Linked DNA regions of Homo sapiens: region 2 is linked to region 1. Evidence: read pairs that join two places in POLR2A ChIA-PET (ENCODE). Cell type or tissue: Caco-2. All regions are shown on one strand. Links, peaks and the distances in the headings refer to the core of each region. The heading gives the core; the rest is flanking DNA. Region 1 overlaps OCLN (occludin). Region 2 overlaps RAD17 (RAD17 checkpoint clamp loader component).

Region 1 (8,339 bases), core at 185-8,184:
CCCTTTTATTTTTCTGCTTATCATTTTGGAGATAAACAGAAACCATTGCCAAAGGTGCTCTCGTGGGTCAAGATTGGCAAGAGTGTTTTTGGAATAGCAGGTGGCAGGCCTTTTAAACTTTTTTTTTTTTTTATTGATCATTCTTGGGTGTTTCTCACAGAGGGGGATTTGGCAGGGTCATAGGACAATAGTGGAGGGAGGGTCAGCAGATAAACAAGTGAACAAAGGTCTCTGGTTTTCCTATGCAGAGGACCCTGCGGCCTTCTGCAGTGTTTGTGTCCCTGGGTACTTGAGATTAGGGAGTGGTGATGACTCTTAACGAGCATACTGCCTTCAAGCATCTGTTTAACAAAGCACATCTTGCACCACTCTTAATCCATTTAACCCTGAGTGGACACAGCACATGTTTCAGAGAGCACAGGGTTGGGGGTAGGGTCACCGATCAACAGGATCACAAGGCAGAAGAATTTTTCTTAGTACAGAACAAAATGAAAAGTCTCCCGTGTCTACCACTTTCTACACAGACATGGCAACCATCCGATTTCTCAATCCTTTCCCCGCCTTTCCCCCCTTTCTATTCCACAAAACCGCCATTGTCATCATGGCCCTTTCTCAATGAGCTGTTGGGTACACCTCCCAGACGGGGTGGTGGCTGGGCAGAGGGGCTCCTCACTTCCCAGTAGGGGCGGCCGGGCAGAGGCGCCCCTCACCTCCTGGACCGGGCGGCTGGCCGGGCGGGGGGCTGACCCCCCCACCTCCCTCCCGGACGGGGCGGCTGGCCGGGCAGAGGGGCTCCTCACTTCCCAGTAGGGGCGGCCGGGCAGAGGCGCCCCTAACCTCCCGGATGGGGCGGCTGGCCGGGCGGGGGGCTGACCCCCCCACCTCCTTCCCGGATGGGGCGGCTGGCCGGGCAGAGGGGCTCCTCACTTCCCAGTAGGGGCGGCCGGGCAGAGGGGCCCCTCACCTCCCAGACAGGGCGGCTGGCCGGGCAGGGGGCTGACCCCCCTACCTCCCTCCCAGACGGGGCGGCTGGCCGGGCAGAGGGGCTCCTCACTTCCCAGTAGGGGCGGCCGGGCAGAGGCGCCCCTCACCTCCCGGACGGGGCGGCTGGCCGGGCGGGGGGCTGACCCCCCCCCACCTCCCTCCCGGACGGGGCGGCTGGCCGGGCGGGGGGCTGACCCCCCCACCTCCCTCCCGGACGGGGCGGCTGGCCGGGCGGGGGGCTGACCCCCCCACCTCCCTCCCGGATGGGGTAGCTGCCGGGCAGAGACGCTCCTCACTTCCCAGACAGAGTGGCTGCCGGGCGGAGGGGCTCCTCACTTCTCATATGGGGCGGTTGCCAGGCGGAGGGTCTCCTCACTTCTCAGACGGGGCGGCTGGGCAGAGACGCTCCTCACCTCCCAGACGGGGTCGCGGCTGGGTAGAGGCGCTCCTCACATCCCAGACGGGGTGGCGGGGCAGAGGCGCTCCCCACATCTTAGACGATGGGCGGCCGGGCAGAGACGCTCCTCACTTCCTAGATGGCATGGGGGCCGGGAAGAGGCGCTCCTCACTTCCTAGATGGGATGGCGGCCGGGCAGAGACGCTCCTCACTTTCCAGACTGGGTAGCCAGGCAGAGGGGCTCCTCACGTCCCAGACGATGGGCGGCCAGGCAGAGACGCTCCTCACTTCCCAGACGGGGTGGCGGCCGGGCAGAGGCTGCAATCTTGGCACTTTGGGAGGCCAAGGCAGGCGGCTGGGAGGTGGAGGTTGTAGCGAGCCGAGATCACGCCACTGCACTCCAGCCTGGGCACCATTGAGCACTGAGTGAACCAGACTCCGTCTGCAATCCCGGCACCTTGGGAGGCCGAGGCTGGCGGATCAGTCGCAGTTCGGAGCTGGAGACCAGCCCGGCCAACACAGCGAAACCCCGTCTCCACCAAAAAAATAAGAAAACCAGTCAGGCGTGGTGGCGCGCGCCTGCAATCGCAGGCACTCGGCAGGCTGAGGCAGGAGAATCAGGCAGGGAGGCTGCAGTGAGCCGAGATGGCAGCAGTACAGTCCAGCTTCGGCTCGGCATCAGTGGGAGACCGTGGAAAGAGAGGGAGAGGGAGACCGTGGGGAGAGGGAGAGGGGGGAGAGGGAGAGGGCAAAACTTTTGACATAGATAACAGCATGACAAACCACAGTGACTAATTCTGAGTTAACATTATGAAATACTTCAGTGAGGCAAAGACAGATTAGAAAAATTTCCTTTTAAAAATATATACTATTAATCTTACCAAGCTTCCTATATGATGTGATTTGCTGAAAGCCTGGAAAGTTCCTCTTTAAAGATGCCTCCCAAATGAGTGTTAGTAAACTGTTTTTAGAGCTTTTTAGAGGCCAGGTGTGGTGGCTCACACTTGGAATCCCAGCACTTAGGGAGGCCAAGGTGGAAGGATCACTTGAGTCCAGGAGTTTGAGAACAACCTAGGCAACATAATGGGACCCTGTCTCTACAAAAAATAAAAAAAAAATTAGCTGGGCATGATGATGTATGCCTGTAGTCCCAGCTACTCAGGAGGCTGAGGTGATAGAATCACTGGAGCATGGGAGGTTGAAGCTGCAGTGAGCTGTTATTCTGCCACTGGCACTCTTGCCTGGATGGCAGAGTGAGACCCTGTCTCGGAAAAAAATAAAAATGAAAAGATGTTTGGAGTGAAACTTTTTCTAAGAAATCCTGTTAGGGTCCTGTTAGAAGCTACCTCAGAAACTGACATCACAGGGTTCTTTGAGCAGATTGATTTATTGTCATGAAGGTATGGCCACAGGTTCCCAGGAAGGTTTATTTTGGCCACTGGGAGTGGGGTGGCTAAAGATGGATGCTGGCTGCTGCTAGTCAGGTCTGGGGTAAAGACATTAATATATATATATATATATATTTTTTTTTTTTTTGAGACGGCTTCTGGCTCTGTCGTTCAGGCTGGAGTACAGTGGTGCAATATTGGCTCACTGCAACCTCCGCCTCCCGGGTTCAAGAGATTCTCCTGCCTTGGCCTCCCGAGTAGCTAGGACTATAGGTGCATACCACCATGCCTGACTAATTTTTTTGTATTTTTAGGAGAGATGGGGTTTCACCACGTTGGCCAGGCTGGTCTCGAACTCCTGACCTCAAGTGATCTGCCTGCCTTGGCCTCCCAAAGTGCTGGGATTATAGGCAAGACAATATCTTGAAGGCTTAGCTCTAACATTCTGTAAGTCTGATTTTTAAGGAAATCTAGGAAGATAGATGAAATTTTTTTCTGGTTAATTAAGGAGCAAAAATGAAGCAGTCTTAGGAAAGCCAGGAAGGCTGTGGTATGTATTCACCACTGAGACGATAGTTCTTATGTCCCTGCCCTTGACTTGAAGCCCTGTTTTTTTTTTCCCTCACTTTAAAGTGTGAAGGTGTTAGGAAGTGTTTTCTTTCGACATTTACCTCCAGGCAAGGCCACTTGTAGCTGGAATAGGACAGGTCTATATTATGAGCTATGAAGTAAATGTTTCGCTGAGAGTTTCTGGGTGTGTTAGTTTTCGTTGGCAGTTAGATTTGTTTACTTAAGGTTTCAAGAGGCTTAAAAACAACAAACCCGACTCAAGGGAGACCAATGCCAGTAATATTAGAGTCCCAGTGAACTTTGGCCTCTCATCTGATTTTACTGTCATGAAGGTTTAATCAGTTCTAGTTGCTTTTGATAATTTGGCAAAAGATAGCTGTTGTAACTTATGGAGGTGATGATGATTAAGGTGAAAGAACTACTTAGCTTTTAAGAAGGTATTATTTTAATAAAATTCCTCCTTGAACCTCTGGAAATTTGATAGCCTGTGGGTTGTTGCATGTGGACTTCATTGTTTCTCTCTAGTAACAAGTATTTTCATTGTATGTAAAAGAATTGTCTGTTGAATAGCAGATATATGATTTTGCCCAAACTAATGTTTTATGTGATTCTTAACCAGAGGCAAATTCCTCATTTCTTTTCCTCTGCCCTTCAGTTTTTTGAACTGAAATGCCTCAGAAAGCCTATTTAAAATAAATTATTTGGAGGTGGTTTAACCACAGATATTTTGCCTTTCTTTCTATTCTCCCCTCACCTGCCCAAGTTCATGTCGCGGAATTCAATACCACGTTCTCATTATTTCCTTAATTGATGGAACAGGCAGATGTAGCCTGTTACTCTCATTTCTGCCTGATTAGTTTCACCCTGATAATGTGGCCATCGCTGTGGAATTGTGTCATCCTGCATCTAAACTGTTCACAGTGGAGTAGATTAGGGAGTTTTCTTCCTTTTGGTCATGAGAAATTAATATCAAAACAATCTCTACTTAAAATAGTGGATGAGAATCTAGAATTAACTACTTGCACTAAAGGAGAATTAAAATTTGGGTTTGATTGATTGCAAAGAGCTGAGACAGGTTACTCCCCATATAGCTAATAATGGCTGATTCGGGGGGAAAAGAAAAACTCATGTCTGTAATCCCAGTACTTGCGAGGCCAAGGAGGATCACTTGAGCCCAGGAGTTTAAGACCATCTGGGGCAAGAAGGCAAGACCCTATCTCTACAAAAAATTTAAAAAATTAGCCGGACGTGGGCACAGGTGCCTGTAGTCCCAGCTGCTTGGGAAGCTGAAGTGGGAGGATTGCTGGAGCCTGGGAGGTCAAGGCTGCAGTGAGGCATGATCTCGCCACTGCACTCCAGCCTGGGTGACAGAGTGAGACCCTGTCTCAAAAAAGCAAAACAAAAAAGTACTACAGTAACAATTAGCTACTCAATATTAGTTTAATCCCTCCCTACAGATTGGGGTCGGTCTAGAATTTTATTATGTTACTAAATCTTACTGACTTCCTTCTTGGATTTTTAGCATCTTCAGGATTATAACACGCCTCCTGCCCTCCCACCTCTCAGAGCAGAGGGTAGTCAAAAGCTGTGCCTTCAGTGTTTAAAACAAGTTTTATCCCTTTTGTATAATCTGTGAGAAAATTTAGAGTTTTATAATTCCCTGTCCCTGTTGGCTCAACACAGTGGTTTCTCTGCCCTTCTTAGGGCTTTTTTTCCCCCTTCCTTTTTCTGGATATCTTGTTCCTTGTAAAATAAACAGCTCATGTTTGCACGCTGCTTGGTTTTTAACCTGGTCTTTTATAGTCACTCAGATGGATACCAGTTTGTATTTTAAATGTTTTAAGATTTGTTTAATTAAACTTTGCAGGTCTTTGTTTTGTTCTGCCCTCAAATTTCAGATCTGATTTTTTTAATTAAATATTTTATTTGGTTAAGTATGGATGATTTGGAAAATACAGTGAAGTGCAGTCATTCCTTGGTATACTCAGGTGGTTGGTTCCGGGACCCCCATGTATACCCAAATCCATGCATATTCAAGTCCTGTAGTCGGTGGAACCCATGTGTATGAAAAATTGGCCCTCTGGATACCTGGGTTTTGCATTCCGCCAATACTGTTTTCCATCTATGTTTAGTTGAAAAAAATCCACGTATATGTGGACCCATGCAGTTCAAACCTGGTTGTTCAAGGGCCAACTGTATAAAGTAATTTTTGTTTGTTTGTTTGTTTTTGAGACAGTCTCGCTCTGTTGCCAGGCTGGAGTGCGATGGCACGATCTCAGCTCATTGCAGCCTCCCGCTTCCAGGTTCAAGTGATTCTCCTGCCTCAGCCTTCCGAGTATCTGGGATTACAGGTGCCTGCCACCATGTGCAGCTACTTTTTGTATGTTTAGTAGAGATGGGGTTTTGTCATGTTGGCCAGGCTGGTCTCAAACTTCTGACCTCAGGTGATCTGCCTGCCTCGGCCTCCCAAAGTGCTAGGATTATAGGCGTCAGCCACCATGCCTGGCCTGTATAAAGAAAATTATGTCAACTTAAGTTACCACTATGGGGTACTTTTTTTTTTTTTTTGAGATGGAGTCTTGCTCTGTTGCCCAGGCTGGAGCGCAGTGGCACTATCTCGGCTCACTGCAACCTCTGTCTCCTGGGTTCAAGCGATTCTCCTGCCTCAGCCTCCCAAGTAGCTGGGATTACAGGCGCCTGCCACTGTGCCCGGCTAATTTTTGTATTTTTAGTAGAGACGGGGTTTCACCATCTTGGCCAGGCTGGCCTCAAACTTCTGACTACGTGATCCTCTGCCTCCCAAAGTGCTGGGATTACAGGCGTGAGCCACCATGCCTGGCCTGGGGTACTTTCTTTAATCATCTTTTTCCTTTCCTATTTCTTATTCTAAATTGGAAGTATGCTCATACTCCCTTAAATTTTTTTTTTTACTTTTGTTATTATTTATTTAGAGACAGGGTGTAGCTCTGTCACCCGTGTTGGAGTGCAGTGGTACAGTCATAGCTCACTGCAGCCTCAAACTTGTTAATATTTGTAAAATACTTAGTATAATACCTTGCACATGGTAAATAATGTAATGTTGTTACTTTTAATAATTTGGTGGGATTTTTGTTTTGAGATGGAGTCTCGCTCTGTCACCCAGGCTGGAGTGCAATGGCGCAATCTCAGCTCACTACAATCTCCACTTCCTGGATTCAAGTGATTCTCCTGCCTCAGCCTCCTGAGTAGCTGGGATTACAGGCACATGCCACCACGTCTAGCTAATTTTTGTACTTTTAGTAGAGATGGGGTTTCACCACGTTGGTCGAACTCCTGACCTCAGGCGATCCACCCGCGTCGGCCTCCCAAAGTGCTGGGATTACAGGCATGAGCCACCGTGCCTAGCCAATTTATTTTAAACCCAAAAATTGGTGTTATTTTAAAACCAAAAATAGGATCATAATGTACACGTTGTATGCAGTTTGCTTTTTTAAAAACTTTGTTTTGTGAACATCTTTCCAAGTCTGTCAGCACATAGACCTAATTGCTCTTGGCAGCTGGGTGGTATTTCATAGTATGAGTATACGATGATTCATTCTCCTATTTATGGACATTTTAATTGTGTTCAGTTGTTTACTATTACAGATAACGCTGCAGTGAACATTCTCTCACATGTCTTTATGCACTCTTGCTAGTGTTTGTGTAAGATAAATTTCTAGAACTAGTCATTGAGTGTGCACACTTAAAATTTTACTAGGTTAGCTGGGCATGGTAGCTCGACTCTAGTCCCAGCTACTCGGGAGGATGAGACAGAAGGATCTCTTGAGCTCAAGAGTTGAGGCTGCAGTGAGCTATGGTTGTGTCACTGTACTCCAGCTTAGGCAATAGAGCAAGACCCCTATCTCTTGAAAAAAAGCATTTTACAAGGGATTACCAAGTTGCATTGTTTTTGAAAGCTCTGCAGATTCTACTAACCCTGATGGTATATGAAATTGCTCAGTTCCCAACATTTTTTTCTGTTCTGGTTATTATCTGTCATTAATTTTTGTTAATCCAGTAAGTAAAAATAAAGTTTCATTTTCAAAATTTGGTGATTAAGCATATGCTTATTTCCTATTCTTCATCACTTGACATCTTCATAGCATGGCTTAGTTTTCCGTGATTGTTCGTTCTTTCCTGACTAGAGTTTTTTATATTATGGATATTAATATTTTGTCTTATTGATGATAACTTCTCCCACATTATTGTGGTCTTTCATCTTTGTCTACAGTGTTTTTTTGTTTGTTTTAAGAGAGAGGGTCTCACTATGTTACCCAGGCTCGTTTTGAACTCCTGGCCTCAAGTGATCCTTGTGCCTTGGCCTCCCAAAGTGTTGGGATTGTAGGCATTTGCCACCATGCCCAGACTTCTTATTTTTTTATGTACTTATATTTCCTGTCTCTTTATGGCCTCTACATATCTTTGTTCCTAGAGAGTTTTACACCCCCTTCAAGGTTTAAATAATACCCTCCTGTAGTTTCGTTGGTATTTTAAAGTTTTATTTTTTTTACCCCATGTGTACTAAATGTGTGCAGAGGGTTGAGTTAAACATATGTCAGTCCTTGGTACATTTTAACATCCTTGATTGGTGTAATGTTCCTCTCTCATATTTCTTGTTTTTATTTTCGCCCAACCTAGACCTTTAAGATCACCAGAAGCTTTAGACCACCAGAAACATATTTTTTTAAACAGCTTTATTGAGGTACAATTTATATACCATACATTGTCATCACCCATTAAAAATTTACAGTGATTTTTAGCAAACTTAGAAGTGTCGTGCACCCAATCCAGTTTTTGTGTTTTTGTTTTTGTTTTTAACATCCAGGATATACACTGGACCACCCCCCTTGTTTTTTAAGATAAATGTTTCATTTTAGAATAGTTTTATTAATAGATTTACAGAAAAGTTGCAATTATAGTATGATGGATTTCTGTATACCACGGCACTCAGTTTTCCCTTTTATTTTTTTTTTTCTTGAGGC
Region 2 (8,339 bases), core at 284-8,283, 110 kb before region 1:
AAACAAAAAAAAAACTCTAAAAATAGAACTACCATATGATCCAGCAGTCCCACTACTGGACATATATCCAAAGAATATGAAGTCAAGGCCAGGTGCAGTGGCTCATGCCTGTAATCCCAGCACTTTGGGAGGCGAGGCAGGCGGATCACTTGAGGCCAGGAGTTTGAGACCAGCCTGGCAAACATGGTGAAACCCCGTCTCTACCAAAAATATAAAAAATTAGCCAGATGTGGTGGTGTACTCCTGTAATCCCAGCTACCGTGGAGTCTGAGGCAGGAGAATTGCTTGAATCCAGGAGGTAGAGGTTACTGTGAGCTGAGATTGTGTTGCTGCACTCCAGCCTAGGTGACAGAGCCAGACTCCATCTCAAAAAAAAAAAAAAAAGAATATGAAGTCAGTATGTTGAAGAGATATCTGCCCTCCCTCCCAGTTTTATTGCAGCATTATTCACAATAACCAAGATATAGCGTCAGTCTAATTGTCCATTGGATGAGGAAAACATGGTATATATACACAGTGGAATACTATTCAGCCATAAAAAAGAACAAAATCTTGTCATTTGCAGTAACATGGATGAACCTGGAAGACCTTATTTGAAATGAAATAAGCCAGGCACAGAAAGACAAATATTGCATATTCTCACTTATATAGGAGCTAAAAAAGTTGATCTCATAATAGTAGAGCACAGAATGGGATTACCATGGGCTTGGGTGGTAGGGGAGTTGTTGATCAAAGAATACAAAATTTTGTTATGTAGGAGGAATAAATTCAAGAATTCTATTTTACAACATGGTGACTATAATTAATAGTATTTTGTGTGTGTGTGTGGTTTTGTTTCTTTTTTTGAGTCAGAGTATCACTCTTGTCACCCAAGCTGGATTGTGGTGGTATGATCACGGCTCACTGCAGCCTAAACCTCCTTGGCCCAAGTGATCCTCCTACCTCAGCCTACTGAGTAGCTGGTAACCACAGGTGCGCACCACCACACTTGGCTAATTTTTGTATTTTTTTTTTGTAAGGATGGGGTTTTGCCATGTTGCACAGGCTGGTCTTGAACTCCTGGGTTCAAGCAATCCTCCCACCTCAGCCTCCCAAAGTGCTGGGACTACAGGTGTGAGCTACCACACCGAACCAATATATTGTATTCTTGAAAAATGCTGAGAGTGAATGTAAAGTGTCTTTGCCACAAAAATAATAACTCTGTGAGGTAATATATATGTTAATTAGCTATAGTCATTCTACTATATATATATTAAAACAATATGTTGCCCACAGTAAATATATACAATTTTGTTTGTTAATTAAAATAACTCTGTTTGTAGTAGATTTTTTTTTTTTTTTTTTTTTGAGATGGAGTCTTGCTGTATCTCCCAGGCTGCAGTGCAGTGGCACCATCTTGGCTCACTGCAACCTCCAATTCCCAGGTTCAAGCGATTCTCCTACCTCAGCCTCCTGAGTAGCTTGAATTACAGGCGCATACCACCACACCCAGCTAATTTTTGTATTTTTAGTAAAGATGGGGTTTTACTATGTTGGCCAGTCTGGTCTCAAACTCCTAACCTCAGGTGATCCGCCTGCTTCGGCCTGTGTAGTAGAATTTTTAACAGGTTAAGTATCCAAAGGTCCTCATAGTGTTAGATGTGCAAACTTTAAAAGGTTCATAAAAATTAGTAAAAGTAAGATGTTTTGGTTTTTCTTATCAATTTTTATACTGTTTCTTCCGCTTTTATTTACTATGTCATTTTCAGCCATTATTTCTTTAAATATTTTTCTGCTGCTTTCTGTCCTTCTAGTCTTTCATTAGGGTATGTTCACTTGAAAGTGTTCCACATTTTTCTGAGATTTTGTTTATATTTCTTCTGTCTTCTATATGTCAATCTATGTCCAAGTTTTTTTTTTTTTTTTTTTTTTTTTTTTTTTGGAGACAGAGTCGCCCTCTGTTGTCCAGGCTGGAGTGCGGTAGCACCATCTCAGCTCACTGCAATCTCCACCTCCTGAGTTCAAGCAATTCTCCTGCCTCAACCCCCTGAGTAGCTGGGAATACAGGCATGTGCCGCTATGCCCGGCGGGGTTTCGCCATGTTGGCCAGGCTGGCCTTGAACTCCTGACCTCAGGTGATCTGCCTGCCTCGGCCTCCCAAAGTGCTGGGATTACAAGCATGAGCTACCACGCCTGGCCTATGTCCAAGTTTGATGATACTTCTGGTTCAAATCTACTGTTGAGCCCCTTTAGTGAATTTTTCATTTTAGTTATTGTACCTTTTGACTGCAGAATTTTCATTTGGTTCTTTTTATAATTTTTGTCTTTTTGTTGATGCTCTTTTTCATGAGACATTGTCATTACAGCTTTGTTTACTACTTTGAGCATGATTTCCTTTTCTACTTTGAAAATATTTATAATGGTTTATCTGAAGTCTTTTTCTGTTAAATTTAATGTGTGAGCCCTCGCAAAGGCAGTTTCTTTTACCCACCTTTTTCTTGTGTGTAGGTCACACTTTCCTGTTTCTTTACAGTCATAATTTTTTGTTGAAAACTAGATGTTTTAGGGAATATATTGTAGCAATTTTGGAGAATATTGATTCTCCTCCTCTGGGGCTTGTTTTTATTGTTGTGTGCTTGTTTATTTGTTTAGTGACTTGGCTAAACTCATGTAATGAAGTCTGTCTTTTGCAACATGAAGCCTTCCTCCCTCTTCAGAGAGCTCATCCTTGGCTGTGCCCACAGTTTACTTGGGATGATGGTGGTTTTAGCAGAGCTCACTTTGTCTCTTTCCCTGATATGTCTGTATAGCTCTTTGCTTCCTTTGTTATCACACTGTTGGCTACCCTAATTACTTTTTTTTTTTTTTTTTTTTTTTTGAGGAAAGAGTCTCGCTCTGTCACCCAGACTGGAGTGCAGTGGTACGATGGCTGACTGCAACCTCCGCCTCCTGGGCTCAAGCAATTCTTATGCTTCAGCCTCCTGAGTAGCTGGGACTACAGGCATGTGCCACCATCCCCAGCTAATTTTTCTATTTTTAGTAGAGATGGCGTTTCACCATGTTAGCCAGGTTGGTCTTGAACTCCTGACCTCAAGTGATCCACCCACCTTGGCCTCCCAAAGTGCTGGGATTACAGACGTGAGCCACTGTGCCTGACTACTCCCTAATTACTATCTAATTGCTCTGTTTTCAGCAGTGCTCTAGGACAAAAATTTCTCCACAGGCTGATCCAGTTTAATTTGGGCAGGTGTAGGCTTTCAAGCCAGTTTCTGAGGGTTGTTCTGAAACCAGGAGGGCCCTTCTTAGTTGTCTCTTTCCCTGGTTTCTTATGAACTAGTTGGCTTATGTTTAGCTTGTTCTTATTTAAGAGGAGCTGGTTTCCAGGGTGCCCTTTAGGCTTGAACTTCCCCACACTATGTTTCAAATAAAGTGAGTTCCTTTGGGGAAGGCTTCGGAGCTTTTTCCTACGGACTGCCTCTCCTCTGGGCAAAATCTCTAAGCCACTTATTCTGGGTGGGTGCCCAGCTGCAGAGGTAGCCTCTGATTATTTTGGCTTGCCTCTCCCAGTGTGGACCCTCTGCTATGTAACAAGCTGGGGTAAGGGAGACTGCAGCTGGGACAGGGGACAGTGCCTTTGGGTTAGAACCTCTTATCCTATGAGTAGGGCCAGGTGGGGAAAGGAAGCCCCAAACACCCTGCTGCACTCCAGTAGGAAGGAGTCCTTTGTTCTTGGCTGTACCCACCTGGAATGAAATGTTCATCAAGCTGAGCCCTCTCAGCTCAGGGTTGGGAATGGGAGGGAGGAGATAGTGGCTCAGATGCCTCAGATTCTTCCTGTTTGGTTTTCTTGAATAGATCTTTTCTCATTTGCTGTATGCTATTAGGACAATTTCCAGAGACTTCAAATGATTGATTTTTAAAAGTTTTCACCGATTTTGCTTATCTTTGGGAGTGGGTACACAAGAGCTTATGCTGTCATCCTGAAAGTTTACTATGTCATTCTTTTTCTTTTTGCATTTTTAATTGTGATAAAGTATACAAAGCATAAAGTTTATCATCTTAACCATTTTGAATTCTACAGTGCAGTAGTGTTAAGTATATCCACCTTGTTCTGCAACCAGTTTCCGAAACTTTTGCTTCTTGCAAAACTGAAATTCTATAACTATTAGCATTAATTCCCCATTTTCCCTTCCCCCTGGCAGCCACCATTCTACTTTCTGTCTCTATGAATTTATGACTCTAAATACTTCATATAGGTGGAATCATACAATATTTGTTCTTTTGTGACTAGTTGCACTTAGAATGATGTCATCGCAGTTCATTTGTGTTGGAGCATGTGTCCTTTTTAAAGCTGAGTAATATTCCATGAGATGTATATACCATATTTGGTTATCCATTCATCTGTTGATGGACACTTGGGTTGCTTCCACCCATTGATTATTGTTGATGCTGATATGAACATGGGCATACAAATATCTTTTTGAGACTCTGTTTTTAATTATTTTGGGTATATACCCAGAAGTGGAATTGTTAGATCATACAATAATTCCATTTTTAATTTTTTGAGGATGCACTATACTGTTTTCCACAGCAGCTACACCATTTTACATTCCCATGAGCAATGCACAAGGGTTCCAGCTTCTCCACATCCTTACCCACACTTCTTGTTTTCTGGTTTTTTGTAACAGTCATCCTAATAGATGTGAATTGGTATCTCACTATGGCTTGGATTTGCATTTCTCTAAAGATTAGTGATGTTCAGCATCTTTTCAGGTGCTTATTGGCCATTTGTATATTTTCTTTGGAAAATTGTTTACAACTTTTAAAAAATCTGTTTCAGCTCAGATTTCTTTTATCCAAGATATTGGAAGGCTCCCTCTGAAGCGACACTTTGGAAGGTAAGCTGATCATCTCAATTTCCAAAAAGCTGATAATGAAATGTCTACTGAATATGTTCAGTATGAATCAATAACTGTTACCTGTAACATCCAAGAAAGACATACTGTACCTAGTAATTTATAAACATAATTGTATTGTAGACCCTTCCTTTTCTTAAATATAACAGCATATCTTCACCCACTCCCAATGGACTATACCAGATTAAATGGAAGCATGGAATCACAAAGGCAGAGGAATCTTTAAAATCCTCCAACTCAACAAATCTAGAAACCCCTTGCCAGCTTTCCTGTTGAGAGATGTTCTTAGCCTATGCTTGAAGACCTGCAGTGACTAGGAACTGCCTCAGAAAGTAGAAGAGTCCTTCATATTTTCTTATTTTAGAAAATTTAAACAAGCAAAAAATAGATGTCTGTCTATATATATATATATATATATATATATATATACTGTTCATTTTATTGGAAAGTAGCTTCTGTGCCATTATCAGTGATTAACACAAAACTTATATTTCAGTTTGACTTAGCTTATTTGTAAGATCGAATTAAGCACTTAGGAATTGTTTAAAGATTTTAAAAATGGCCGGGCGTGGTGGCTTATGCTTGTAATCCCAGCACTTTGGGAGCCCGAGGCAGGTGGATCACCTGAGATAAGGAGTTCAAGACCAGCCTGGACAACATGGTGAAACCGTGTCTCTACTAAAAATACAAAATTTAGCTGGGTGTGGTGGCACATGCCTGTAATCCCAGCTACTCAGGAGGCTGAGGCAGGAGAATCGCTTCAACCCAGGAGGTGGAGGTTGCAGTGAGCCAAGATCACACCATTGCACCCCAGCCTGGGCAACAAAAGCAAAACTCCATCTCAAAAAAAAGATTTAAAAAAATCTTGCTTACTGAATGCATGGACAAAAGTAAGTGATAGAAATGGCACCTCTGACTCCTCCTACCTTTTCTCCTATTTCTGGTCCCAAATGGAAAACTCCTGTGATGTGAGCTTTTTCCCCCTCTTTACCCTCCAAGATTCATTAAGGCCTTTGTAGTGTTAATGTTTTTTTCTGTATACTGGCTTAGCTATGTGGGGCCCATCTTTCCTATCGCAGAAAGACCATGATGGATGGATCTTGAAGCATCGTCCCACTGGGATGTGATCAGGGCTTACACATTTCATAAACACTGCTTTTCTTCTCACATCCCTCTGAATGAAAGCAGGACCAAGTCTCTTTGATGGCTTCTCTCCCCAACCCCCTAAGATTATGGCATCAAAATAAAGACAAGTATGTTCTATTGTATTTTTGCTCCTGAGATGTATTGAGTTGCTGCAATTTACACAAGGCTAAATTGAATGAGAATCTTCACTATTTTATTATTGGTTCAACTACCTACTTGATGTGACTTGAGAGGCAGTATTTTCTTTTCTTTTTTTTTTGTAGACGGAGTCTAGCTTTATCGCCCAGGCTGGAGTGCAGTAGCACGATCTCGGCTCACTGCAAGCTCCACCTTCTGGGCTCACACCATTCTCCTGCCTCAGCCTGCCGAGTAGCTGGGACTACAGGCGCCCGCCACCACGCCCAGCTAATTTTTTGTATTTTTAGTAGAGACAGGGTTTCACTGTGTTAGCCAGGATGGTCTTGATCTCCTGACCTCGTGATCCGCCCACTTCGGCCTCCCAAAGTGCTGGGATTACAGGCGTGAGCCACCACGCCTGGCCACGAGAGGCAGTATTTTCAGTGCTATATATTACAATGACTGGTACTATCTTTTATTTATGTTGACCATATTTAAAACCATTGTTCATATGTTTAGTATTTAGTATTAAATATTAATACTTAATATTTAATAGGTGTTTAATTTCCTGTAATTCAACCTACACGTTATTTTTGCCCATTTAGCTTTTTTTCAGCTTTTACTATCCCAGCCTTATAGATAAGTCATCATGCACTTCAAATACTATTTACTTAGGGTGAATTCCTACAAATGAAATTGCTGGATCAATAGGTATATACCTTTTGGGGCTTTTCCTCTTTATTGCCAAATTGTTGGCAAGAATATTTTGCCAGTTTTGTATCCACTTACAGTGTATCAGTATGTTCTTTTCTCCTAACCCTTGCCACCACTGGGTTTTAAAAGTATCTTTGCCAGTTTAGAAGATGACAGTAATAGGCCAGGCGCAGTGGCTCATGCTTGTAATCCCAGCACTTTGGGAGGCTGAGGTGGGTGGATCATCTAAGGTCAGGAGTTCGAGACCAGCCTGGCCAACATGGTGAAACCCTATCTCTGCTAAAAATACAAAAACTAGCTGGGTGTGGTGGTGCCCGCGTGTAATCCCTGCTACTCCAGAGGCTGAGACAGGAGAATCGCTTGAACCTGAAGTGGAGGTTGCAGTGAGCCAAGATCGTGCTACTGCCCTGTAGCCTGGGTGACAGAGCAAGACTGTCTCAAAAAAAAAAAAAGATGACAGTAGTAGCTCATTATGTTAATTTTCATTTTTAAAATTACAAATTAGATTTAACAATTTAGGAACCATTTGTATTTGTTTTATAAGTTGTCCATGTTTGTGCCCATTTTTCTATTTCATTTTTTCCTTTTTAATTTGTAAAAATTCTTTACTGAAGGCTGGGTGTGGTGGCTCACACTTGTAATCCCCGCACTTTGGGAGGCGGAGGCAGATGGATCACCTGAGTTCGGGAGTTCAAGATTACCCTGGCCAACATGGTGAAACCCCATCTCTACTAAAAATACAAATTAGTTGGGCATGATGGCATGTGCCTGTAATCCCAGCTACTTGGGAGGCTGAGGCAGGAGAATCGCTTGAACCTGGGAGGCAGAGGTTGCAGTAAACTGAGATTGCACCACTGCACTCCTGCCTGGGCGATAGAGAAAGACAGTCTCAATGAAAAAAAAGAAAAAAGAAAAATTCTTTACTGAAGACATTATTTCTTTTTATTTTTAGGTGTTTTTGTTGTTGTGGTTTGGTTTGGTTTTTTTGTTTGTTTGTTTTTTGTTTGGAGACAGAGTCTTGCTCTGTCGTACAGGCTGGAGTTCAGTGGCACGAGCTTGGCTCACTGCAGCTTCTGCCTCCTGGGTTCAAACAATTCTCCTGCCTCAGCCTCCTGAGTAGCTGGGATTACAGATGCGTGCCACCACGCCTGGCTAATTTTTCTATTTTCAATAGAGATGGGTTTTTGCCATGTTGGCCAGGCTGGTCTTGAACTCCTGGCCTCAAGTGATCTGCCTGCCTTGGCCTCCCACAGTGCAGATAGTACAGGCATGAGCCATCGTGTTCAGCTCCTTTTTGTATTTTAAGTTGTAGGAACTTATTCAGTTTGTCATTTACCTTGTAGTTTTGTTTTTATAGTTAAAGGGACTAGCTAAACAGCACAATGTAGGTAAATGAAAGATGGCTTCATAATCATCACACTCATGGTGTAATTTAAAAATCTTCTCCTTTGGTTCTTATTAATGCCT

The links. Peaks named below come from ENCODE experiments on the same cell type or tissue, not always from the same donor. Only the 100,000 strongest peaks of a DNase experiment are listed, where the experiment ranks them.
Region 2: POLR2A ChIA-PET joins it to region 1 with 17 read pairs; 7 of 35 experiments call an interaction of 5 or more read pairs at or near these places.

What each region holds. Positions count from the first base shown.
Region 1 is chr5:69,514,412-69,522,750 of GRCh38, forward strand. The region is part of intron 4 of OCLN (occludin); the gene reads left to right. Among named protein-coding and RNA genes, the nearest start is that of SNORD13B-1, 21 kb to the right of the region's middle. RefSeq lists an enhancer at 2,700-3,581. In Caco-2, for the core only: no CTCF peak of the experiment used is centred there; a DNase peak (open chromatin) is centred at 3,522.
Region 2 is chr5:69,405,674-69,414,012 of GRCh38, forward strand. It overlaps RAD17 (RAD17 checkpoint clamp loader component), which reads left to right. Exons shown (of 19, transcript NM_133338.3): 18 at 4,820-4,877. Among named protein-coding and RNA genes, the nearest start is that of MARVELD2, 5.3 kb to the right of the region's middle. In Caco-2, for the core only: no CTCF peak of the experiment used is centred there; no DNase peak of the experiment used is centred there.